Linked DNA regions of Homo sapiens: all the other regions are linked to region 1. Evidence: chromatin loops called from intact Hi-C (ENCODE). Cell type or tissue: endothelial cell of umbilical vein. All regions are shown on one strand. Each heading gives the region's core, and the rest is flanking DNA. Links, peaks and the distances in the headings are about the cores only.

Region 1 (8,431 bases), core at 1,230-6,229:
GGTCACATGACTGTGTGCTGTGTCTTTCCTGCCTACTCATATCCCGCTACCACACAGCAAGCCCTGTGAAGCTGCTTTCACACCTCCCAGCCCCACCACAGGCTTAACCCTCTGCCTGCACATCCTTCTTCCCACTCCTGACTCTGACTTGTCTTTCAATAGCTGCCCTGGACCATCCCTCTCAGTGTGGTGTGGCTTCCCTCGCCTCATGCTCCCAGGCCACTTTGTTCAGGCCTCGGCCACATCTCTGATCACTCCCTACTAGAATTACTCATTTACCTGCTGGTCTTCTCACCAGCCTAGAAGCGCCTTGAGAGCAGGAGCCATATTTATTTTTATTTTATAAATAAAAATTTATTTTTATTATGCTCCATATCACAGCATAGTGCCAGGCACCAAAAAAAAAAAAAAAAGAGCTTCATAAATGCTTGACAGATTAATGGGTTTTGCTTTCCCTACCTACAGTGCTTTGCTTCTTTAGAGTTTTTTTTCTCCCCCATATTAACCCTGTTGTGTCAATATTTCACATTCCCTTTATCTTAATCAGGCCTGCGACAAAACATAGCTACAGGCAGTCAGGGACAGACATTTGAGCTTGAACTAAGAAAGTGAATTTACCCAGAGGGAAAGCCTCTGATCAGAAGTCTGGGGGCGGGAAGGGGTGACAGCCTGTCTGTGAGAGCCCTGACATTTTGAAAGCACCAAACTCACTGTCACCCTGAGCTTTTCCTGTGGGGAGCAACAGAGGTGGGGGCTTTTACCCTCCCTTGTGGGCAGGGCTCGAAAGCAAATTTCCCTGCTGAGTTTTCCTTTTGTGGTGCCTGTGACCACGAAGGAGGCTGCCCCAGGAATCCCCACCTATTTTTAGCCTCAGTTCAACACCCTGCAGACAACAACCCTCCCATATACCTCTAAGTTAATTTCCAGTCTTGTCACTGAGCTGGCCTGACAAATCGATAGACTCAATCTTGCTAGTGAAAAGACAAAGTGAGAAGGTTAAGGCCTTTAACAACAGAAAGCTGCAGTGATGCCCTGAGGCTCAATACGTCAAATAGCCTCCTGTACCACTTTTATAAAACAATTTAGTATATGTTCATATGTAATAGTATTTGAATGAAGTTCTCTGTGCCCAAAGTCCAAGATGTGAAGTCTACCCGGATCTAAACTGCCTAGGGTTTCCTCTTCAAGGGAAACTTTCCTGGGAAATCAGTTGTTCCAGATGTTGCCTTAGTCAGACTGCAAAGCATACATCATTCTCTGTACACCAATGGGCTTTTCATTTTAAATATTATTGGTTTATGTATACTCTGTTAAACTGGGTCAAGCTCTTGAGCTTATGAAATTTTGGTGTTGCAAATACCTCTGCTTCTGAAAGCCATTAAAGAGCACCCCAGAAGGGCAGCAGGTGGGCCTTGGCCACCACACCCCTACCTGGGCCAGCCAGTCATATGTCCATGGGCCGTTAGCCTTGCAGTCCTCAATGAGAGGTCTAAGTATGCATCACTTTGTCAGATGGCCTTTCAACCAACAACACTCATTCTCATTCTGCTTCCTTCCCACCATTCTATGTCCCCAGTACATTTCTAACATGGGGAATACTCCAGGCAAATGCTCATCTATTCCTCTAAACTAGAGCTTCTGCCCCAATTTCCTGTTAGATATCTTGCCCTGGGGAACTGGACTAAGCAAGCCTCCAGGACATCACCTATCTCCTTAACTCCTTAACTGAAGGTTTGAAAAGGAGCCTTCCTCCTCTACCCTGGGCTCCACCCCAGAGGTTACTCTCAGGCAACAGAAAAGAAAAGAAGAGAAGGAGGACACTATCTAGGTCTATTTATAATCTGTTCACTTCTACTCACATTCAATTCCTCTAGGATAGGATGGGATATGGTGGCTCTGATGTGCCCCCATCCTCCTAATAGCCTTTATTTCAGAGTGTCTGCATCCTTTGTAAAATGGGAATGGTAACACTTTACTTGCCTGAAAGCAGAAGCTGGACCCGATGGCCTCTTGAGATAATTTCTAGATAGAAAAGAATGAAATCGATTGCATGCAAAGTGAGGTATTAACAGAGGAGGAGGGTCCAAGAAAAATTATGACAGGTATGAAGCAAAGGGGATACTCATGCCTGAATCAATGGCAAGGGAAGCCCAGGGTAAGAGAGACACAGAAGAAATGAATGTCTCCTCCCCACCCAGCAGCCCCTGCCCCACCCAACACTATTCTGTGTTTAACTAGGGACACAAGCAATAACTAAGCAGTATAAGACAATATGTGGCCCAATATTCAAGGCAAGCTGTAAAAGCTAGCAGGATTTAGAAGAGGGCAGAGGGCTCCAAGAAGAGGAAGACAGAAAAGGAGTTTTGGAAAGGGTGGGTCCTGGCAAGGAAGCTGAAAGAAGGTGGTCCTAGGACAGGCAGGGAGAGGCCTGCATGAAGGCCAGAGCAGCTGGCACAGTGTTGGTGCTCGGGGGAAATGGTGATGAGGAGTGGCTGGGCAGGGTAGAGTCTGACTCTGGAGGACTTTAAATGCAGCTGAGGAATTCAGACCGTTTCCTGCAGCCCATGGAAGGTCAACAGAGGCTCTGTTACAGGAAATGATATAATGAAAATGCATATTAGAAGCCTCAGTGAAAAGAGATTTAGGCTGGGCACGGTGGCTCATGCCTGTAATTCCAGCACTTTGGGAGGCCGAGGTGAGTGGATCACCTGAGGTCAGGAGCTTGAGACCAGGCTGACCAACATGGTAAAACCCCGTCTCTACTAAAAATACAAAAATTAGCCAGGCGTGGTGGCACATGCCTGTAATCCCAGCTACTTGGGAGGCTGAAGCAGGAGAATTGCTTGAACCCAGGAGGCGGAGGTTGCAGTGAGCCGAGATCGCGCCATTGCACTCCAGCCTGGGCAACAAGTCAAAAAAAAAAAAAAAAAGAAAAAGAAACAAAAGAGAGATTTAATTGTATAATTGTAATATTTTTAGACTGCTTGGTTTTTTTTAATCACAGGAAGGTATTCTGTTTCAACTTTAAAAATAATTCATTTTTGCCAGGCTTGCGCCTGTAATCCCAGCACTTTGGGAGGCCAAGGAGGGTGGGTTGCCTGAGTTCAGGAGTTCGAGACCAGTCTGGCCAACATGGTGAAACTGCGTCTCTACTAAAAATACAAAAATTAGCTGAGTGTGGTGGCAGGTGCCTGTAATCCCAGCTACTGGTGAGGCTGAGGCAGGAGAATCACTTGAACCTGGGAGGCAGAGGTTGCAGTGAGCCGAGATCACACCATTGCACTCCAGCCTGGGCAACAGAGCAAGACTCCATCTCAAAACAACAACAATAACAAAAAGTACCAAGAAGCTACCATGGTACAACTCAGCCCGCACTACCGTGGGGACAGTGAAGATGGAAGGAAGAGGATGGTCCGGGTATCGTGTCAATAGCAGGATGCACTGAGCTGACTGGCAACAGGCACTGAAGGAAAACTAACACTCACAGATAAAGTGGGGGTCTTTCCTTTGGGACTGTGTTAAGTGATGTACCACAATCACAACTTCATATCCAGTCTCGGTGTACCTCCTCAACTCAACATTCCTAAATTCCTCTTCTCAAGAATCGGTGATGCCTCAGAGAAAACTTCTTCCACAAATGGCCAGAAGATGTCACTGCAGACAGCACCATGCATATACTGTGTTCCTCATGTTGGTGTTCTGCCCTGCCATTTGTGAAGGGAAAATTCCCCCTCGGCTCCCTCCCTAACTCCCATAGCCCCTGCTCCTGCTCTGTGTGTAGCCTCTTCCCTTTACCCTGTGACTCCCCTCCTCCTGCCCTGAAATCCAGCGAGGTGCTTTCCTGATGCCCTGGCAACCTGGAGATGAACCTGATCCCTAAAGGCGGAAGAGCCAACATCGAGACTGGGTTATCTGTGTGCTTCCCTACTCTCTATTCATGATGTTCATTTAGATTTCTAGCAAAACCCATACCTGTGCTGTCAACCTCACCCATTTCCACCTAGCTTCTTGAGTTTCAATCAATGAGTACAGGGGCACCCCATTCCCTCTTTTCTCACACTCCTCCAAACTGGCCCAATTTTCAAATATTAGCATTTAAAGATTTGGTGATGCATTAATCTGCTTCACTTTCTGAAAATATCAGTGTTTTTGGCCAAATAATCACTACACGTTAGCCTATGAACAGCCCTGGGATATAAGAAATGATGAATATTCCTAAGCCAAGCTAAGTGGCTTATCCAAATGGATTGTGTCACAGTCATGGGACTGGACTCTGACAGCTGACACCTGGTAACAAAGAAAAAATGTTCCAGGCCAATTTCTCCCTTTTTTTCTGCTCATGGCTTCTATTTGTGATCCTTCTCACTCTGTTTCTCATTTGCTTTCAGTGGTTAAAAATAGGCCGAGCAACCGTGGCTCACACCTGTAATCCCAACACTCTGAGAGGCTGAGGCAGGCAGATCACGAAGTCAGGAGATCGAGACCATCCTGGCCAACCTTGTGAAACCTTGTCCCTACTAAAAATACAAAAATTAGCCGGGAATGATGGTGCGTGCCTGTAATCCCAGCTACTCAGGAGGCTGAAGTAGGAGAGCCACTTGAACCTGGGAGGCGGAGATGGCAGTGAGCCGAGATCACGCCACTGCACTCCAGCTTGGCAACAGAGTGAGACAACATCTCAAAAAAAAAAAAAAAAAAAAAAAAAAAAAGAAAAGAAAAGAAAAAAATAGGCTGAGCACGGTGGCTCACGCCTGTAATCCCAGATTTTGGGAGGCCAAGGTGGATGGATCACTTGAGGTCAGGAGTTCAAGACCAACATGGCAAAACCCCCCATCTCTACAAATAATACAAAAATAAGCTAGACGTGGTGATAGGCGCCTGTAGTCCCAGTTACTAGGGAGGCTGAGACATGAGAATCACTGGAACCCAGGAAGCGGAGGTTGCAGTGAGCCAAGATCACACCACTGCACTCTAGCCTGGGGAGCAGAGCGAGACTCTGTGTCAAAATAAATAAATAAATAAACAAACAAACCTGGCCAGGCTAGGTGTGGTGGCTTACGCCTATAATCCCAGCACTTTGGGAAGCTGAGGCAGGTGGATCACCTGAGATCAGGAGTTGGAGGCCAGGAACATGGCGAAACCCCATGTCTACTAAAAATACAAAAATTAGCCAGGTGTGGTAGCACATGTCTGTAATCCCAGCTGCATGGGAGGCTAAGGCAGGAAGATTGCTTGGGCCCAGAAGGTCAAGACTTCAGTGAGCAATAATCGTGCTACTGCACGCCATCGTGGGTGACAGGGTGAGATCCTGTCTCAAAAAAAAAAAAAAAAAAAAATCAACCTAAGAAAAACTTTCAGAAACTATATTTTTGTGGTACCGTTCCCCACTAATAGCCTCAGAGACAAATCTCAATTTCTAATACTCATCCAAGCACTCCGGTGTTTTACTCCAGATAATAGAGGCTCTAAAAGGAAGTCTGAGAAAGGCATTATTTTAGCACTTACAAGAAAGGGCTCAGGAACAAGCTTCCTAAATCCTTACTCTGTAATATGAATCTATCTCTTAGCAGCTCTGATTCTGTTTTCCTTTTTCCTAAATGATTCCCAAGACCTTAGACCGTAGGGGGGAAAGGATCTACCTCTCCATGTGGTTTCCGTTGGTGGATACAGCTTAGGCCCCCTCTGAGAAGGATCATGAGCTCCTCACCTAATTTCAGTGCCAAAGAACAAGGGCCTCATATCATTTATGTCTCATCCCCTGCCAAGTACCAGGCTCTTGTGTGGAAGTTCCCTAGTGCTAAGTATCCTCATACCCTGACTAAACTCAGAATGAATTTACACCCAAGACAAAATAGCAAATACAGCGGCATGCAGGGGAAACTGCCTTAAGCCTTTACCACCTTCCTGATCCAACAACTTCTCCCTGAACACAACAGACCATGAACAATGCTACACACCTATAAATATTACTTGGTTACTGCCAACAAGCCACGAAAAGGGAGAGCCAGTAATTTTGGCCACGGGTGACACGTGCAGGCCTCCTCCTTCCCTCGCAGCAGGTTACCCAAGAGCCAGATGGGCATGCAGTTAGGGCACCAGCAGAGCAGGCACACCTCAGGAGATGTTTAGTGAAGTCATCTGATTGCTTAAAACAACGTAAGTAGTCATTGTGAGAAAAATCAGAACTTTGTTGGACTTATTATGCTTATTTTACACTGTAGCATTTAAAAATTGCTTTGGGGCAGGGTGCAGTGGCTCACACCTGTAATCCCAGCACTTTTGAAAGTGAAGATGGGCGGATCGCTCGGACCCAGGAGCTCAAAACCAGCCTGGGCAACACAGGGAGACCCATCTCTACAAAAAATTAAAAAATTAGCCAGGCACAGCCGGGTGTGGTGGCTCATGCCTGTAATCCCAGCACTTTGGGAGGCCGAGGCAGGCAGATCACTTGAGGTAAACAGTTCGAGACCAGCCTGGTCAACACAGTGAAACCCTGTCTCTACTAAAAATACAAAAAATTAGCTGGGCATGGTGGCAGGCTCCTGTAATCCCTGCTACTTAGGGGGCTGAGGCAGGAGAATCGTCTGAACCTGGTAGGCAGAGGTTGCAGTGAGCCAAGATTGCACCATTGCACTCCAGCCTGGGTGACAAGAATGAAATTCCGTCTCAAAAAAAATTAGCCAGGCACAGTGGCATGTGCCTGTGGTCCCACTGCATGGGAGACTGAGGTGGGAGAATTGCTTGAGCCCAAGAGATTAAGGCTACAGCGAGCTGTGATCATGCCACAGCACTCCAGCCTAGGTGACACAGCAAGACCTTGTCTCAAAAACACAAACAGGCCGGGCATGGTTGCTCACACCTGTAATCCCAGCACTTTGGGAGGCCAAGGCGGGTAGATCACCTGAGGTCAGGAGTTTGAGACCAGCCTAGCCAACATAGTGAAACCCTGTCTCTACCCAAAATACAAAAAATGAGCCGGGCATGGTGGCGGGTGCCTGCAATCCCAGCTACTCAGGAGGCTGAGGCAGGAGAATCACTTGAACCCGGGAGGCAGAGGTTGCAGTGAGCCAAGATCACATCATTGCACTCCAGCCTGGGCAACAAGAGCAAAACTCTTGGTTTGTCTCAAAAACAAACAAACAAAACAAATAAATACTTGGTTTGAGGGAGGAAAAATTCACTTTTCAGAGGTTAGAGCCCCTAATCCTAACCCTGCCTGGCAGGAGCAGCCCTGCGCATCATGGATGGACACACTGTCCCAGTCTCCTGTTACACAGGAGCAGAGAACCCATGATGCCAAGAGCAGAAGGTTGTGCCTCTTGCAAAGCACAATTAAAACATCATACCTTGGCTGAAAAAGAGGTTGTAAACTCAGAGCTTATAGGCTCTGTTTAGCCAATAGATGCAGAAATGCATTGTGTTTAGTTTTCATAATGTTTTTATGTTTGTTTGAGGCAAGGTCTCACTCTTTTGCTGAGGCTGGAGCTCAGTGACACAGTCATGGCCCACTGTAGCCTCAACGTCCCAGGTTCGAGCAATCCTCCCACCTCAGTCTCCCAAGTAGGTGCGACTACAGGTGTATGCCACCACACCTGGTTAATTTTTTTATTTTTATTTTTATAGCGATGGGGTCTCACTATGTTGCCCAGGCTGGTCTCAAACTCCTAAACGCAAGTGATCCTCCTGCCTCACCCTCTCAAAGTGTTGGGATTGCAGGCATGAGCCACGGAGCTGGGCCAATTTTTTTTATTTCTTTAACAATAGAAGGTCACTACTGAACTGAAGGTGCTACATGCCAAAAGTTGTCTGAGCTAAGTATGAGGGAAGTACACACCCTGACCTAAGCTGTTGGAGATCCCACTCCTTTCAGACTCAAATGGTCTGTTTCACTCATCTGTGAAATCTGCCTGCTCCCTATGCGTAAGTATTTTGAGTTTGAGATCCTTTAAAGCTTTGATCTCCATTAAATTGCAGAATTTGTAGCAAAGGAAACACATTAAGGATTTGACGGTCTTATTTTCACTTCACTACAAATGAAGGTTCTGACAGCTGTTTTTCCTTTTTTTTTTTTTTAATTGAGACAGAGTCTCTCTCTGCTGCCCAGGCAGGAGTGCAATGGCACGATCTCAGCTCACTGCAACCTTCACCTCCCAGGGTCAAGTGATTCTCCTGCCTCAGCCTCCCGAGTAGCTGGGATTACAGGCATGTGCCATCACGCCTGGCTAATTTTTGTATTTTGAGTAGAGATGGGGTTTCACCATGTTGGCCGGGCTGGTCTTGAACTCCTGACCTCAGGTGATCAGCTCGCCTCAGCCTCCCAAAGTGCTGGGATTATAGGTCGGAGCCACCGCCCCCAGCCTTGTTTTTCTATGGGAAAAGATCCATAGCTTGGGGGCTCCCTGTTCTGAAGAGGATGCAGACAGTTGCTACC
Region 2 (8,431 bases), core at 1,413-6,412, 740 kb after region 1:
ATGGAAAATCAGAAATCACTGCAAATGGACCCCACTGTGAAGCATACCCCAGCAAGTGGCAGGGATAATTGTGGCAGTGTTTGAATGCAGGTCGAGGTAGCTCCTCTGAAGAAAAGGCACGTGGAGCCAAAAATATCTGGGTTTGCTTCTTTCTACCTCTGCCACTAGCTAGCTGAGTATCCTTGGGCAACTTTAGTTTCCCTAGCCATAAGGTAGACATGGTCACAGAGGCATGAAATGAGATTGTGTGTGCTGAACACCTGCCAAATGCCTGAATACTAGGTCTTCAGCAAATATTAGCTTTCCTCCAACCTCCAGAAGAACTTTGCTGCAACTGAGGCACCTAACAGTTTATTCCTGGTAAACTTCTAGTTATTTCTTGATGTCTGTGGGGAAATGATAATCCTATTTTGTACACTGGTTGTAAAAGGTGAAAAAGAGCATGGTTTGCTGTCCTGCCAGGCTGCTCAGAGCATGTCAGTGTTTTGCAGGGTTAATTAAAGGCTGATGTGAAAATAGGTCTCCACTACATTTGAGTTCAGGCAATGAATGTGGATTCAGACAAGAGTGCTGATGATTAAGAAATCCTAGTAGGCCAGATGTGGTGGCTCACGCCTGTAATCCCACACTTTGGGAAGCCGAGGTAGGTGGATCGCTTGAGCCCAGGAGTTCAAGACCAGCCTGGGTAACATAGGGAAACCACCACCGTCCCCGTCTCTACAAAAAAATTAAAAAAAAAAATTAGCCAGAGCTATTATTGTGCCACTGCACTCCAGCCTGGGTAACAGAGCAAGGCCCTGTCTCAAAAATAAAAATAAATAAATAATAAAAGAAATCCTGGCCAGGCACAGTGGCTCATGCCTGTAATCCCAGCACTTTGGGAGGCCGAGGTGGGCAGACCACGTGAGGTCAGGAGTTTGAGACCAGCCTAGCCAACATGGTGAAATCCTGTCTCTACTAAAAATACAAAAATTAGCCAGGTGTGGTGGCGCACACCTGTAATCCCAGCTATTCAGGAGGCTGAGGCAGGAGAATCGCTTGAATTTGGGAGGCAGAGGCTGCAGTGAGCCGAGATCACACCACTGTACTCCAGCCTGGGCAACACAGGGAAACTCCATCTCAAAAAAAAGAAAGAAATCCTGATAATCATGGGTATATTATCTCCTGGAAACCTGTATCACTAGGTGACTCATTAAAAGAACAAATTTAATAATGGGGAACACTGATACAAGAACATTGGATTCTCATTATTATTTTAAATATGGAACATTTCACAAATGTGTGTGTCTGCCTGGGCAGGGTCAGTGCTAATCTCTGTATTGTTGCAATTTTTAATACACATGCTGTTGAAGTGAGCATGGATTATTGCTTTTAATAGACTATTTTCTTTTCTTTTTCTTTTTCTTTTTTTCTGAGGCAGAGTTTCACTCTGTCACCGAGGCTGGCATGCAGTGGCGTGATCTTGGCTTGCTGCAACCTCTGCCTCCCAGGCTCAAGTGATCTTCCAGCCTCACCTTCCTGAGTAGCTGGGACTACAGGCACAAGACACCATGCTTGGCTAATATTTGTATATTTTTTTGGTAGAGACAGGGATTTGCCATGTTACCCAGGCTGGTCTCTAACTCCTGAGCTCAAAGCAAATCTGCCTGCCTTGTCCTCCCAAAGTGCTGGGATTACAGGTGTGAGCTACCATTAATAGACTATTGTCTAGAGCAGTTCTAGGTTCACAGCAATATTAAGTTGAAAGTACAGAGATGGCCAGGCACCGTGTCTCATGCCTAGGCGGGTAGATCACTTGAGCTCAGGAGTTTGAGACCAGTCTGGCCAACACAGTGAAACCACATCTCTACTAAAATACAAAAATTAGCCAGCTGTGGTGGTTCACGCCTGTAATCCCAGCTACTCAGGAGGCTGAGGCAGGAGAATCACTTGAACCCAGGAAGCAGAGGTTGCAGTGAGCCGAGATCGTGCCATTGCACTACAGCCTGGACAACAAAGCGAGACCCTGTCACACACACAAAAAAAGTACAGAGATAACCCATATACTCCTTTCCTAGACATACATGCAGAGCCTTATCCACTATCAACATCTGAACCAAAGTAGTACCTTTGTTACAATTGATGAACCTATATTTACACATCATTATCACCCAAAATTCATAGTTTACATTAGGATTTAGGCCAGATGCAGTGGCTCATGCCTGTAATTCCAGCACTTTTGGAGGCTGATGGCGGCAGATCACCTGAGGTCAGGAGTTTGAGACCAGCCTGGCCAACATGGTGAAACCCCGTCTCTACTTAAAAAAAAAATACAAAAATTAGCCCAGTGTGGTGGCAGGTGCCTTTAATCCCAGCTACTTGGGAGGCTAAGAGGTAATAGGTATGTGGTCCTATCTCATTGTTGTTTTAATTTGTGTATCCCTAGGAGAATCACTTGAACCCGGGAGGTGGAGGTTGCAGTGAGCCAAGATTGCACCATTGCACTCCAGCCTGGGTGACAGAGCAAGACTCTGTCTCAAAAAAAAAAAAACCCAAACAAACAGATTAACTCTTAGTTTTGTACATTCTGTAGGTTTTAACAAATGTATAATGACATGTATTCATCATTATAGTATCATACAGTGTAGTTTCACTGCCCTAAAAATCCTCTATGCTCATTTTTCCCCAACCCCTGTATTTCTGGTTTTTCCTTTTGTCTTTTTAATTTTTTCTAAGTTTTTCTTTATTTTTAATATTGAAACATTTTCGGCCAGGCTCAGTGGCTCACGCCTGTAATCCCAGCACTTTGGGAGGCTGAGATGGGTGGATCACCTGAGGTCAGGAGTTTAAGACCAGCCTGACCAACATGGTGAAACCCTGTCTCTACTAAGAATACGAAATTAGAAAAATTAACCTGGCATGGTCTCGGGCACTTGTAATCCCAGCTACTCGGGAGTCTGAGGCAAGAGAATCCCTTGAACCCAGGAGGCGGAGGTTGCAGTAAGCTGAGACTGTGCCATTGCACTCCAGCCTGGGCAACAAAAGTGAAACTCCATCTGAAAAAAAAAAAAAATTTCTTTCTTTCTTTTTTTTTTTTAGAGACAGTCTCACCAGTTTGCCCAGGCTTATCTCAAACTCCTGGGCCTAAGTGATCCTCCTGCCTCAGCCTACCAAGTAGCTGAGACTACAGGCACACACCATTATGCCTGGCTGCCTTTTCTAGAATGTCATATAATTGGAAACATACAATAGGTAGCCTTTTCAGATTGGCTTCTTTCACTTAGCAATATGGATTTAAGGTGCCTCCATGTCTTTTCATGGCTTGATAACTCATTTATTTTCAGTGCTGAATAGTATTCCATTATCTGGATGTACCACAGTTTATCCATTCACCTACTGAGGACATTTTCATATTGCTTCCATGTTTTGACCATTATGGACAAAGCTGCTATAAACATTGATGTGCACATTTTCATGGGGACATAAGTTTTCAACTTATTTGGTAAATACCTAGGAACACAATTGCTGTATCTTATGGTAAGCCGTTTAGTTTTGTAAGAAACAGCCAAACTATTTTCCAAAGGGGCTGTATCATTTGTCATTCCCAACAGCAATGAATGAGAGTTCCTGTTGTTCCACATCCTCACCAGCATTTGGTGTCCTCATTGTTGTGATTTTTGCCATTCTAATAGGTATGTGGTCCTATCTCATTGTTGTTTTAATTTGCATATCCCTAGTGACATATGAAAATCTTTTCATATGCTTATTTGCCATCTGTGTATTTTCTTTGGTGAGTTTGTTCTGATCTTTTGCCCATTATTTAATCGGGTTATTTTTCTTATTCTTGTGTTTTAAGAGGTCTTTATATATTTTGAATAACAGTCATTTATTAGATAAGTCTTTTGTAAATAGTTTTTCCCAGTCTGTGGCTCATCTTCTCATTCTCTTGAAATTATTTTACAATTATTTGTAAATGTTGATTAATGTGGCTATTTGGGAATACAGAAGCTTTGGTTTACATTACCAAGAAAATGTTCTGCAGTCATCCAACAGGTGAGCTCTTAATAAGCTGAAAGCATCGGCCTGGCAGGGTGGCTCACGCCTGTTAATCCCAGCACTTTGGGAGGCCAAGGCAGGTGGATCACTTGAGGTCAGGAGTCAGAAACCAGCCTGGCCAACATGGAGAAACCTTGTCTCTACTAAGAATACAAAAATTAGCTGGGCGTGGGGGGGCATCTGTAATGCCAGCTACTCGGGAGGCTGAGGCAGGAGAATCGCTTGAACCTGGGAGGCGGAGGTGGCAGTGAAGTGAGCCGAGATAGCGCCACTGCACTCCAGCCTGGGCGACAGAGCGAGACTCCGTCTAATAATAATAATAATAATAATAATAATAATAATAATAATAACAAGCTGAAAGTATCTTTCTGGAGATAAAGATTAAGGCACTGACCCCCAACTTCTGGAGGGATCCGCTTGCATTTTCTGCAGTCTATAAAGCCTAGAGTGCCCTCTGCTGGTTACCTTCTGAAAACCAGGCAGTCGATGGTTTCAACTCATTTATTTTTGAAATAACATCATAAGTAATAACCCTTACTCTCCTGTGATTTCTTTATCAAGTTACCTTCTGAAGGCTTATCTCAAGGAGAGAAAAATGACTATTCTTTAGTAACAACTTGATTCCTTAGTCAGAAGTGTGTTTTATTCCACCCCACCAGCCTGTGGAAGAAGAAAAAGAAAAAAAAAGTGTGTCTGATACATCTGCAGCATGTATAGAATTTTTAAAGTGTGTCTAAGATACATTTTATCTTATTTTATTTTATTTACTTTTTAGAGACAGAGACTTGCTCTGTTGCCCAGGATGGTGTGCAGTGGCGCAATCATAGCTCACTACAGCCTCCATCTCCTGGGCTAAAGCTATCCTCCCACCTCACCCTCCCAAAATCCTGGGAATATAGGTGTGAGCCACTGTGCCTGGCCAGATACCATTTGAAATGTGATCAATATGTCTGTTGGTTCCCAAAATCTAAAGTAATTAGCATTTTAGAAGAATAAATTAAAGTAGCCCAGCCCAGGCATGGTGGCTCACACCTGTAATCTCAGTGCTTTGGAAGGCAGAGGTAGGAGGATCGCTTGAGCCCAGGAGTCCAAGACCAGCCTGGGCAACATAGTGATACCTCGTCTCTACTAAAAATTTAAAAATTAGCCAGTTTGGCTCTGTGTCCCCACCCAAATCTCATCTCCATGTGTAATCTCCATGTGTTGAGGGAGGGAGGTGATTGGATCAAAGGGGCGGTTTCCCCCATGCTGTTCTTGTGATAGTGAGTTCTCAAGAGATCTGATGATTTTCCGAGTGTTTGGAAGTTCCTCTTCCTTCTCTCTCCTGCCACATTATGAAGAAGGTACCTTACTTCCCCTTCTGTCATGCTTGTAAGTTTCTTGAGGCCTCCCCAGCCATGCAGAACTGTGAGTAAATTAAACCTCTTTCCTTTATAAATTACCCAGTCTTGAGTAGTATCTTTACAGCAGCGTGAAAACGGACTAATACATGCGCACATTAGCCAGGCACAGTGGCTTGCCCCTGTAATCTCAGCTACTTGGGAGGCCAAGGCAGGAGGATTGCTTGAAGCTAGGAGTTGGATCAGCCTGGGCAATACAGTGAGACCTCCATCTCTAAAAAAATAAACACACACACACACACACACACACACACACACACACACACACACACAAATGTCCCACAGCTCACTTTTCCCTAGAAGATTGGCAGCTGGAATATCCAGTCTTGTATACATCACCTCAGAAATCTCTATAAGCAGACAGAGCAAAGCTGTCCTGGTTGAAGTAGAGTTGGGATCTGTCTTTTTCTTCCTGTCCTTTCTCTACATCTCTCACTTCCCAGGTTGTTGGACATTGAGGTACCTCTTGGGGTTTTGTGGAACACAGATTGAAAGCCATTATTCTATTTAAAAACCTTCATTTTATACAAAAATTAGCCAAGCGTGGTGGCACGCGCCTGTTGTCCCAGCTACTTGGGAGGCTGGGGCAGGAGAATCACTTGAACCCAGGAAGCGGAGGTTGTAGTGAACTGAGATTGCGCCACTGCACTCCAGCCTGGGCAACAGAGCAAGACTCTGTCTCAACAAAATCATAAAATTTAAAAATTAAAACCTTCCTTTTAGAGATGAGAAAAATGAGGCCCTGGGGTAAACTGCTGATCTGGAATTCAAACTGAAATCTCCCAGTTTCAAGCCCCCTTCCTCTCTTTGTTGCATTGTATTGTTTCTCTTTAACTCTGTGAAGATTTATTTGTCCTATGTCTCATTCCCTCTGAGTCCAACCTCAGGTAGTTATTCCTTGAAAACCAGTTTTACAAACTAATTTATAATTGGATGTTTATGGCCAATAATAGCTTAATAATTTGCTTCTATGAAGGTGTCTCTATCAAAGTCCCAGGAGGAAACAGATGGCACACCCAAATTAGTATAACTCAAAGTGGGTTTAATAAAGGTACTATTTACACGTGCATGCAGTGTGTAGGAGAGCCACAAGGCACAGCAGTATCAGGGCTTTTATAATACCACCTTTAGGCCTGGAAGGATGATGGGAGGATGCAAATTCTTCAGAGAGCCATTGAGAGATGCCTTCCTTGAGAGAAGGGACCCTTCAGTCAAGGGACCCTAGCCAGCCCAAGACAACCTCTTAGGAAAGAAGCTGGGCAATAATAACACCCCTCACTGCCCTCTCTTCTTGATCTCTGCTGGGATCTTCATTGGTTGAACTCTACTGAAACCCAACGCTATTGAAGTGATCCACACAGGACAGTGGCCCTACAGAGCAAGGTGAGGAAGGGTGGAAAGTAAATCTGGAAGGCAAATGGAAGATGCACAAAGTTATATACAATTTAGTAAGCAACTGCTGGAGCCAGCTAATGAGAACTCATCTGATGATGGAATCTCAGATTCTGCGGAAAAACAGAGGGAAAACAGTCTGAGAGGGAGCTTTCCCAAGTGTCAACTCATGCCACACATCCTATCCTGGGTGGGAGTGAATCTTCCTGTGACCTGTGCTCTATAGCTCTTTAACACAGATCACATATGGGGACTTTCCAATGGAAGTATAATAGTTTCCTGGGTCCATACAGATGGCTGGGCAATCCATTAAAGCACTGCCCAAGCAAAGAAGGAGAGAGCCATGCTTAGTCAAAGCTGTAATCACAAACTCGAGACATACATTGGTTCTAAGGGTAGAATGAAAGTAAAATGGTGTAAAATGGAAGGAATTGCTAAACTTCAGATAAATATTTCTTCAAAGTAAGAGAGAATAGTTTCCAAAAGATTTCTGTGAAGTTAAAAAGGAAAACATTTCAACACATAAACAAACACTTTAGGAGATTGTTACAGTAGCTGTTGTTGTTGTTGTTAAGAGACCCTGTCTCTTATAAATAAAATAAAATAAAATAAATTTAAAAATAAAATAAAATAAATTTTAAAAAAAGTTAAAAATAAATTTCAGTTTAAGATATCAATTGTCTCTTTAGAATCAGATTATGAGCTGGGACAGTGGCTCACACCTATAATCCCTAGCACTCTGAGAGGCCAAGGCAGGAGGATAACTTTAGGCCAGGATCAAGATCAGCCTGGGCAACATAGCAAGATCTTGTTTCTGTATGAAAAAATATATAATAATAAATAAGTAAAACCAGTCAATGTTGCTGATGTCTTAAAAATATATATAAAAGTATATATACATAAAAATATACATAAGTATATATATGTGTGTGTATATATATAATATACATATTTTATATATATATACTTTTTTTTTTTTGAGATGGGATTCTTGCTCTGTCACTCAGGCTGCGTGCAGTGATTCGATCTTGGCTCACTGCAACCTCTGCCTCCTGGGTTCAAGCAATTCTCCTGCCTCGGTCTCCTGAGTAGCTGGGACTACAGGTATGAACCACCACGCCCAGCTAATCTTTGTGTTTTCAGTAGAAACAGGGTTTCACCATGCTGGCCAGGCTGGTCTTGAACTCCCGACCTCAAGTGATCCTCTCGCCTCATCCTCCCAAAGTGCTGGGATTACAGGCGTGAGCCATCATGCCTGGCCTCAGGCAGAGTTGTTTCTAAATGCAGGTCTATGGCTGGCTGCAATGTCTCATGTCTGTAATCCCAGCACTTTGGGAGGCCATGGCAGGAGGATCACTGGAGCCCAGGAGGTCGAGACCAGCCCTGGCAACATAGCAAGACTCCATCTCAACAAAAAATTTAAAAATTAGCCAAGGGTGGTTGTGTGCACCTGTGTTCCCAGCTACTTGAGAGGCAGAAGTGGCAGAATCACCTGAGCCCAGGAAGTCGAAGTTGCAGTGAGCCATAATTGCACCATTGCACTCCAGCCTGGGCGACAGGAGTGAGACCCTGTCAAAAAAATAATAATAATAAATAAAAAACAA
Region 3 (8,431 bases), core at 2,163-7,162, 270 kb before region 1:
AGTTAGTATTATTATGTGCCATGAAAGAACTATATTTAAATCTTAAGAATTTTTAAAAACATTGTTTAAATTTAAATTCTCCGGTACTACAATATTGGTAGAAAAAAACCAGTTACATTTTTTTTTTTTAAAGCTCTTTCCCTCTTAAGCTTGCACAGAAGTTTTAGATAGTCATATATGGTAACAAGTTTTAGGAAAAAAAAAAAACATAGGCTGAAATAATGGTTACGTTTTCTAATATACAAGGAGTGAGGGCTGAGTTTGGGAAGGAATTCCTAAACACAGAACATCATAATAATCTTTCCTGGCTTCTTTAGAATGGAAAAATTGTGAAATATCTATAAAAGAAATTAAAAATTAAAACTAATATTTTATTTTTTTCTGACATTTGTACATTTGCTAGTGTCATAATGTTTTTATGATTTTAATGTTTTGAAATCTTGATTTTGACCTTTGGTAAAATAAATTCCAAGCTATAAAATTCGTAAGAATTCTTATAGAACAGCTATACAGTCTTTATCCTTTGCTGAGTTCTTTAGAATATTGTGTGGAAAGAAATTTAGAGTGCATGCTGAATATAATCTCTGTCATTGAGGCAGAAGTTCTTATGATCTCTTATGGCAGATGTAAAAAACCGAAATATTTATGTTTGTCAAGATGCACAGATATGAGTTAGTTATCTGCTGTATTAACAAACGCTTAATGAGTATAAGTGCATCAAAGTGAAGTTTGTAAGGAAATGTTTCGCTTTTCACTTAGAAAAATTTCTCAGTGGAGTGCATGAGGAAGAAAAACAATGTCATTTTTTAAAGTTGCACATTCCCCTCAGTTTAAGGACAAAAAGTTAATTGTTTCAGCTTCAGGAGATACTATATATTTAACCTATGTTGAGAGCCTACTAGTATATCACTAGGAATATACTAGAATCTTGGCATAATACAAACCTATGTTGATCTCAATTTAGTATAAAGTAGGTCCATTTGGACCTCATACAAATAGGGTGATATGAATGAAATTGCAGAGGGACTAGCCTTTTTTCAGCCATAGTAGCATGGATCCCAAAAATACTTTGAATGACTATCTCCATTTTATAAATGAGGAAACTAGTCTCAAAATCTAGAGTAAGAATCAACAAATTATTTTGTAATCTTGGACAAGTCACTGCTTTGCTTCTGGATCTAAATTTTCTCATTTTGATTGTTCAGTTATAGTTCTGTTGCATTTAACTTTTGTGCAAGAAGCCTAATAAGTAGCAACAGCTGACTTTTTGACTCTGTCCTTTCTTCATTATATTTTGCTGACTTCTGAAAACAATTTTTTTTTGTTATTTCTAGGTAACTTACAGACCATGATGGATTCATAGACATTGTATTTTGCTTCCACAATTCCTGTTGAGAATTTGTATATATCTGAACAGTTAAATGGTTATTTCATCCTGACACTGAAGGCAGTGAAAATAATGCAGTGATATGCAACACTAAGCCTGTTTCTCAAACTTTTTTATTGTAAATTTGATAAAGTAACTTAACCTCTCTGGGCTTCAATTTTCTCATCTGTGAGATAGTTAAATTAGATAATCTCTGAATGTCCATCTATAATAATAATAATAATTATTATTATTATTATTATTTGAGACGGAGTTTTGCTCTTGTTGCCCAGGCTGGAGTGCAGTGGCATTATTTCGGCTCACCGCAGCCTCTGCCTCATGGGTTCAAGCAGTTCTCCTGCCTCAGCCTCCCAAGTAGCTGGAATTACAGGCATGCACCACCACGCCCGGCTAGTTTTGTGTTTTTAATAGAGATGGGGTTTCTCCATGTTGGTCAGGCTGGTCTTGAACTCCCGACCTCAGGTGATCTGCCCACCTCAGCCTCCCAGAGTGCTGGGATTATAGGTGTGAGCCACCGCGCCCAGCCTATAATTCTTAAAAAGAGATGTAAGAAGCCAGAAATATAGTTTTTAGAGCTTGATGGCTGTTTAATGGAAAGGGCCAATAACAGGCAGGTAAAGTTTCTTCCTAGCAGATTTAAGTGGTGTTTTTGCCAAAAACAAAAGAATACAATTGATTTTTTAAAAAATATATTGACTTTATTTGATGTCAGTGAATAAGATTTTAATACGTAATAAAGTAAAACACCTGGGGAGAACAGTTTCCTGACAAAGAGAAATTTAGGAAGAGGGTAGAGACTTTCATTTCTAATATGTAATCAAACAGAGAAGCAAAATTTGAAGAAAAGATGCCTCTTGCCTTTTTGGGAAGGAAGCTGGAGAATTTATTAGACCCTATAAGAGTCTACAGTGGGATACTTGGATCGGCTTTCTGTGTTAAGGTGTATTTTTTCTGCTTGGAACGTAAATAAGTAGGAAAAATTTAATAGCATTTGAGTTGCTTGATTTATTGGCACAGCTCTATCTTTATCTGCACTTCCAAATGTTTCATCACCTCACTGTCTGTTTCTATGCATGTTAACATTTTAAAATGTGTTTTGGTAGTTTTCTAATTCATTGACACTACATGCTATATTGGCTTGTGCCCATCATTTTTTTAAAAAAGCAGATTTGTATTTTGATTTTTTTTTCATTGAGCTTACAAAAACTCAGATTTTTTTTAAAGCATATGCTTTAGAGCATTATTGAAATTAATAATTATTTTTTATATTTGTGTAGTTCTTCTCTACATAATTTTTTTTTCTTTTACAGATATTGATGATGCTCAAATACTTCCCCGCTCAACTAGAGTCAGACATTTTTCACAAAGTGAAGAAACTGGAAATGAAGTTTTTGGTGCTTTGAATGAGGAGCAGCCATTGCCTCGAAGTAGCAGCACTTCTGACATCTTGGAACCATTCACTGTTGAACGAGCCAAAGGTGCAGTTCCTGTCATTGACAGTTCATCCCGTCATGCACCAAGCTTGCAGAGTTCCACAGAGGCTTCTTCAATAACTAGATCCACTGAAAGCCACATCACTGATACTCATAGTAGAGAGTCTTCTCTGGAAGTTGGTGATAGCATATATGACCATCTTTGTCATTTAATAGGTCCAGTAGAACTTGCAGATTCAGCTTTTGAACAAATCCAGTACATTGACCTTGAAGGAGATGATGATCTTCTTTCCACCCTGAAAGAATATTTTAAGGAAAACCAGGAAAATCATAGTAAAAATGAGACAGGGAAAGACCCAGCTTCTCAGGAAGTGACTATTGCAGTAAATAGGGGTGAAAGATTATCCTTAGATAAATTAGAATGCACAGATCAGGAAACTGAATCAGAAAATATCACCTCTTTTGTTGGGACTCCTGAAAACCTACAGTTTCAGAAAGAACCAAACTCAGCTGTCTTCATGAGTAATATCGCACCTAACCAGTCAGACAGTTTTTTTAGAACACAAACTTCTGAAAAATCTAAGCAACTAAACACTGATAAACAGCCATCAGAGCCTAGTTTAGATAGCCCTTGTGATAAAGAAAAAAGGAAACATCTGTACAGACAAGCAGCCACAGAATTAGATGCTTGTGTTGATGTAACACTAGTTGAAAAGCTTAAGAGTGTGCAAATTAATGAAAAAATCACTGTCCCACATGTTATGCGTGCCAAGAAAGCAACACTAAAAGCACCTGTTAACCGCAGAATGCCTCATGTTACAAGTACTAGCAAACTTTCTCCAACTAAAAGGAGCTTGTCTGAAACAGTAACTCATAGAGCCAAAATCATGAAAATTGCTACTAAAAAACGAAATAGTGTTCATGTTACTTTTAGGCCATCCACTGAGTCCGTTCAGTTTTATAATCCTCTGGAAAACAAAGAGGCTCCATGGAAGATGAGACTGCGGAAGCTCGGTGGCTTTAGTAGTGGTAGCAGCAATAGCAGCACTAGCAACACCCATACCAGCACAAATAGTGCTACAGAGCTAGTAAAACCTGGTGTGTACAGACCTCTAGATACACTTGGTACTGCATCAGTAAGCAGCAAAACAGTGAAGGAATCCACAGAGATTCCCACCACCATATTACAAAAAGAAGGAATTGCAAGTAGTCAATTAGGTAGTCGTAGTACTCTTAGGTCATCAAGTCATGAGGCAGGACTACAGCAGGGCTCCCTGGGTGGCGTTTATAAAACTGTTGTACATGCTCTTTCGAAGCCGAAGGCAAATGTTTCCCCACAGAGGCAGAACAGAATGCCACCAGAGGCTCCACTGAGGGATCTGTACAGTCATGTAATGGGCTATTTTGGAAGGAAAGCTGCAGGTGAGCACTAACAGTGTGCAGAGCGCAAAAGGAGAAAGACAGCACCAGTTTGGCTTAATGCAACTGAAGCAAGCTATAAGCAATCAAAAAGCTTTGGGATGGTCACTGCTTTCTCTCTGTTTGGTTATGCATGCGCCTTTTCCCAGCTGTATTTTTCCCAGCATAGAATGTTTATTTAAATTACTAATTTCCCTTATAAGGCATTTAGTTAAACCTCTTTGCTGCTGAACAACAACATAGGAAAGTGGATATATAGGAAAATTTCAATAACCTATCAAAGACTACCTAAATCAAGTATTTTTCTGAGTGTATACCACAAGTATGGAAATTAAGATTATCAAGGAGTTACTATGCTTTCTTCCCCACCCCACTATAGTTTAAAAGGGCACCAGATATATCTAACTGATTTCACTTATTTTTACTGCTGATCTATTTGGTTTTGTATTTTTTCTTGATAGAAATTATTTTGACAACTAACATAATAGAAATCAAGGTCCTACAGCCAGCACCAACATTATAGTTAACTATCAGTGATGAGGAAATTATTTCTTAAATCTCAAAGTGAATTTAATCACTTTTCATTTAAGCCATTTCCAAACATGCTGTAGGCTTTTAGTTTTGCATTCATTTATATAGAATGCAAGTTATGTCCTTGAAACACTTTAATTACTTTGTTTTTTTCTGAGATTTTAAATGTGCATAAAGGTTTCACAGTAGCCACTCATGATTTAAATATGGAACCTCTATGGACAGATAACAGAAAGCAAGATTATGGTAACTGTTTTCTCTATCTTGAGTCAAAGTTAAAATAACTTTACATATATAGACTATTAACTTTCAGCAGTAAGGTTGGTTTTGATTTTATTTGTTTTAACATGGTTTTGTTAGCATGATTAACAACGCTGTATAATGCATCTTGCATTGAGCCATTAATGCCACCTGAGGGCAGTATTTGACAGCTTAGCAAAGCCTGGCCAGTAATATAAAGATAATGGTATTTCACAGTGAGCTTCTGACCAGTGTGTTTTTTTAATCTGAAATACTTTGTAGTTTATTAGGAATATAAACAGTGCTCATTTTCCTTTCATTGCAGAGAAATCAACTTTTCAATAGCATAGTAGTGACATAGATACCATATTATTTTCTATAAGTTAGTTTCCCAAGTCTAAAACTTTCTTGTTAATGTAAATGGTAAAAATAATAATAATGTAGTGATAAAAAAATCAAAATAACTATTTTGGGTTTTTTTGGTAAGAAAAACATTTGTGGAAGTCAACTTTTTATTCTTAAAGCATTAAAATTAGATTTTATAGTGGATAGAAACAGCAGTATATCAAAACCATAGAATTTGTATTTATAAATACTCAAATGCATTTGTATCCCACTGAGTTTTGCATAGATTCAAAGGATGTATTCCCTGCAAACGTTCTTTGGGGGAAATACGGAATTATAAATTGTTAAGGCTCTAAAAAGAAACATTGAGTCAGGAAAAAAGATAAATATACCAGTTTCTTTATAGGCAATATTAACCTAACTTCAGCTAGTGCTTATCTATAAGCTTTCTTGCTGTTTAAAGTTACACTGAAGATTGACTAACATCTGCTTAGTTAAATAAAGTAAATATCAATTTACTAATTCTTAAAATTAAATCTGAAAGAAGGGAAATTATTCATAAATGCATGTTTGGCAAATAATTGGCAAAGGTACTTTGTTTTGGGTTGTTGTTTGTTTCAAAGTTAGAAAATGCAGTTAAGTTTTTCCTCACTATATATAGTTATTTATTTATTTTTAGTCAATAAAGAGGACATGAGCCAAAAACTGCCTCCTCTTAATAGTGATATTGGCGGCAGCAGTGCTAATGTTCCTGATCTGATGGATGAGTTTATAGCAGAACGACTTCGAAGTGGTAATGCCTCGGTAAGTTTTATTTTATATATTTGGTTTTATAGAGGAGGGTAGAAAAACTAACAGATATATACCTATGTACATATATGTCAATTTATATATGGGAATTTTTATTCAAAATAACCTTTCCTCAAAATATAACCCTTTTTATGAATTAAGATTTTTGAATTACATTTTTATAACATTTTTTATCTAAAGACATAAACAGCCTCATAATTTTCACCAGGGTGAAAGATCAGACAGGTACCTGTGCACAAATACACAGGTATAAGCAACTACCTTCCTAGTCTCCCCTTTTTTTGTCTTTGCTCGTAGGTTACCCTGGTGCCAGCTGCAAGCCCTCAATGGGAAAGATAGCAATGGAGGTCTTCTGCCCCAGCTCCCGTAGTTATATAAATAAATAAATATAATCTAATATATAATTTAAAATAAAAATACATATATAATTTTTATTTTTGTCTCAAGATCTGCTTGTGAACCAGCTCCCATAGTTTTGCTAGCACAAATACTGCTTAACCATTTTAGATAACTTTGGAAGAGACTTAAAAGTTATCTTTATCTTGAATGTTAGGAGTATGGCAACATGAAAGCAGAAGCTCTTTTATCCCTAATAATGCTTAATTGTTAGGGAAGGATAAATATATATGGAACTAGTTTCTTTTGAGACAGAGTGTCGCTTTGTCGCCCAGGGTGGAGTGCAGTGCTCACTGCAGCCTCCGTCTCCCGGGTTCCAGCAATCCTCCTGCCTGAGCCCCCTGAGTAGCTAGGATTACAGGTGCACACCACCATGCCTGGATAATTGTTCTATTTTTAGTAGAGACAGGGTTTCACCATGTTGGCCAGACTGGTCTCGAACTCCTGACCTCAGGTGATCTGCCCACCTCAGCCTCCCAAAGTGCTGGGATTACCAGAGTGAGCCACTGTGCTGGACCTGGAATTGCTTTTTTTAAACTGTCATATTTCATTTGGGTTTGACTTCTCTATAACTCCATTATATACCCCGCCCCTTTCTTTTTAGGCTTACTTTTTTCCCTTGAGTGGATAAAAATCATTGAATGACATCTTTGCTGTCATTCTTTCCACTCTTCCACTGTCTTTTTTATTTGCTGCTTTTTTTCCACTAAATACTCTTTCTGCTGTTTTAATTTATATTCACTGCATGGATCCTGCTGAGGCTTAAGAGTCACAGGCCCAGCATCATGTGATATTTGGGTCTTTAGGCAGACCAACAATAGGTCAGGCTCTAGCTCCATTCAGTTACATAGATTGTTTGGTGAGTGTGTTCTCCACTCCTACTTCAGCCTCTAAATCTCAGCATTTATTGTGATGGTTTGGAAATTAAAGGTTTCAGATGGTTAAAGAGAATAAAAGCTTTTTCTTAATGGTAAAATATTTCTTGAACGTTTAGACTATGACAAGAAGAGGAAGTAGTCCAGGCAGCCTGGAAATTCCCAAAGACCTCCCTGATATTCTAAACAAGCAGAACCAGATGCGCCCTATTGATGACCCAGGTGTGCCCTCAGAATGGACTTCTCCTGCCAGTGCAGGGAGCAGTGATCTTATCAGCTCAGATAGTCATTCGGATTCTTTCAGCGCTTTCCAATATGATGGCCGAAAATTTGACAGCAAGTATCTTTTCTATTTGAATACTATGTTTTATGTTGATTGTCTTCTGTTCAAGACTGACTTACGGATTATGTAGCCATCACCTTCCTCTCCAGTGTTACTTAGGCAGTGGCTCCCACGTTAGAAAAAAAAAAATTAGATATTTGGTCTTGCTATGTTGTCTGGGCTAGTCTTGAACTCCTGGCCTGAAGCAGTCCTCCTGCGTCAGCCTTCCGAGTAGCTGGGATTACAGGTGCAAGGCATCATTCTTGGCCCCACTTATTTTTATTTCAATTTTCAGTGAAATTTCAAAGGAAGTTTTAGGGAATCACCTTAAGTTGAAGCTACTTTATGTTGCCAAATTAAGAGCATTTAAAAAACAAAAAATGTGATCCCTTCTTAAAAGAAATGACATTTTTAAGACCAAAACTGTAGAAAGGAAAATAATTTAGGATAGACCTGTTACTAAAAAGCCAGTCATGATTATGAGTTGCCACTGTTTCACACACTCATATTTGAGAACCAAATATTTGGATTATGTTCAATGCTACAGTACCCAGAACTTCCTTTGAATAATTGCCCCTTGTTACAATAACATCAGTAATATTATTTGGTGCTATATTATTACCACTTAGTTATTCAGCTATAATTCTATATTGCACTTGGCAGTCAGTGAAGG

Evidence for each region. Peaks named below come from ENCODE experiments on the same cell type or tissue, not always from the same donor. Only the 100,000 strongest peaks of a DNase experiment are listed, where the experiment ranks them.
Region 2: a loop joins it to region 1, with 8 times the contacts of the local background. A loop is called at or near these places in 29 of 110 quality-filtered maps.
Region 3: a loop joins it to region 1, with 7 times the contacts of the local background. A loop is called at or near these places in 25 of 110 quality-filtered maps.

The regions. Positions count from the first base shown.
Region 1 is chr14:35,408,663-35,417,093 of GRCh38, reverse strand. No RefSeq gene overlaps it. Among named protein-coding and RNA genes, the nearest start is that of NFKBIA, 8.1 kb to the right of the region's middle. In endothelial cell of umbilical vein, for the core only: a CTCF peak has its summit at 3,651 (motif pointing right); DNase peaks (open chromatin) are centred at 2,543 and 3,643; H3K27ac peaks cover 2,225 bases.
Region 2 is chr14:34,668,819-34,677,249 of GRCh38, reverse strand. It overlaps the pseudogene RNU6-1261P. Among named protein-coding and RNA genes, the nearest start is that of CFL2, 42 kb to the left of the region's middle. In endothelial cell of umbilical vein, for the core only: a CTCF peak has its summit at 4,510 (motif pointing left); a DNase peak (open chromatin) is centred at 4,499.
Region 3 is chr14:35,684,270-35,692,700 of GRCh38, reverse strand. RALGAPA1 (Ral GTPase activating protein catalytic subunit alpha 1) reads left to right here. Exons shown (of 42, transcript NM_001346249.2): 18 at 2,698-4,242; 19 at 6,035-6,159; 20 at 7,556-7,772. Among named protein-coding and RNA genes, the nearest start is that of SNORA101B, 74 kb to the left of the region's middle. In endothelial cell of umbilical vein, for the core only: a CTCF peak has its summit at 5,170 (motif pointing right); DNase peaks (open chromatin) are centred at 3,380 and 5,190.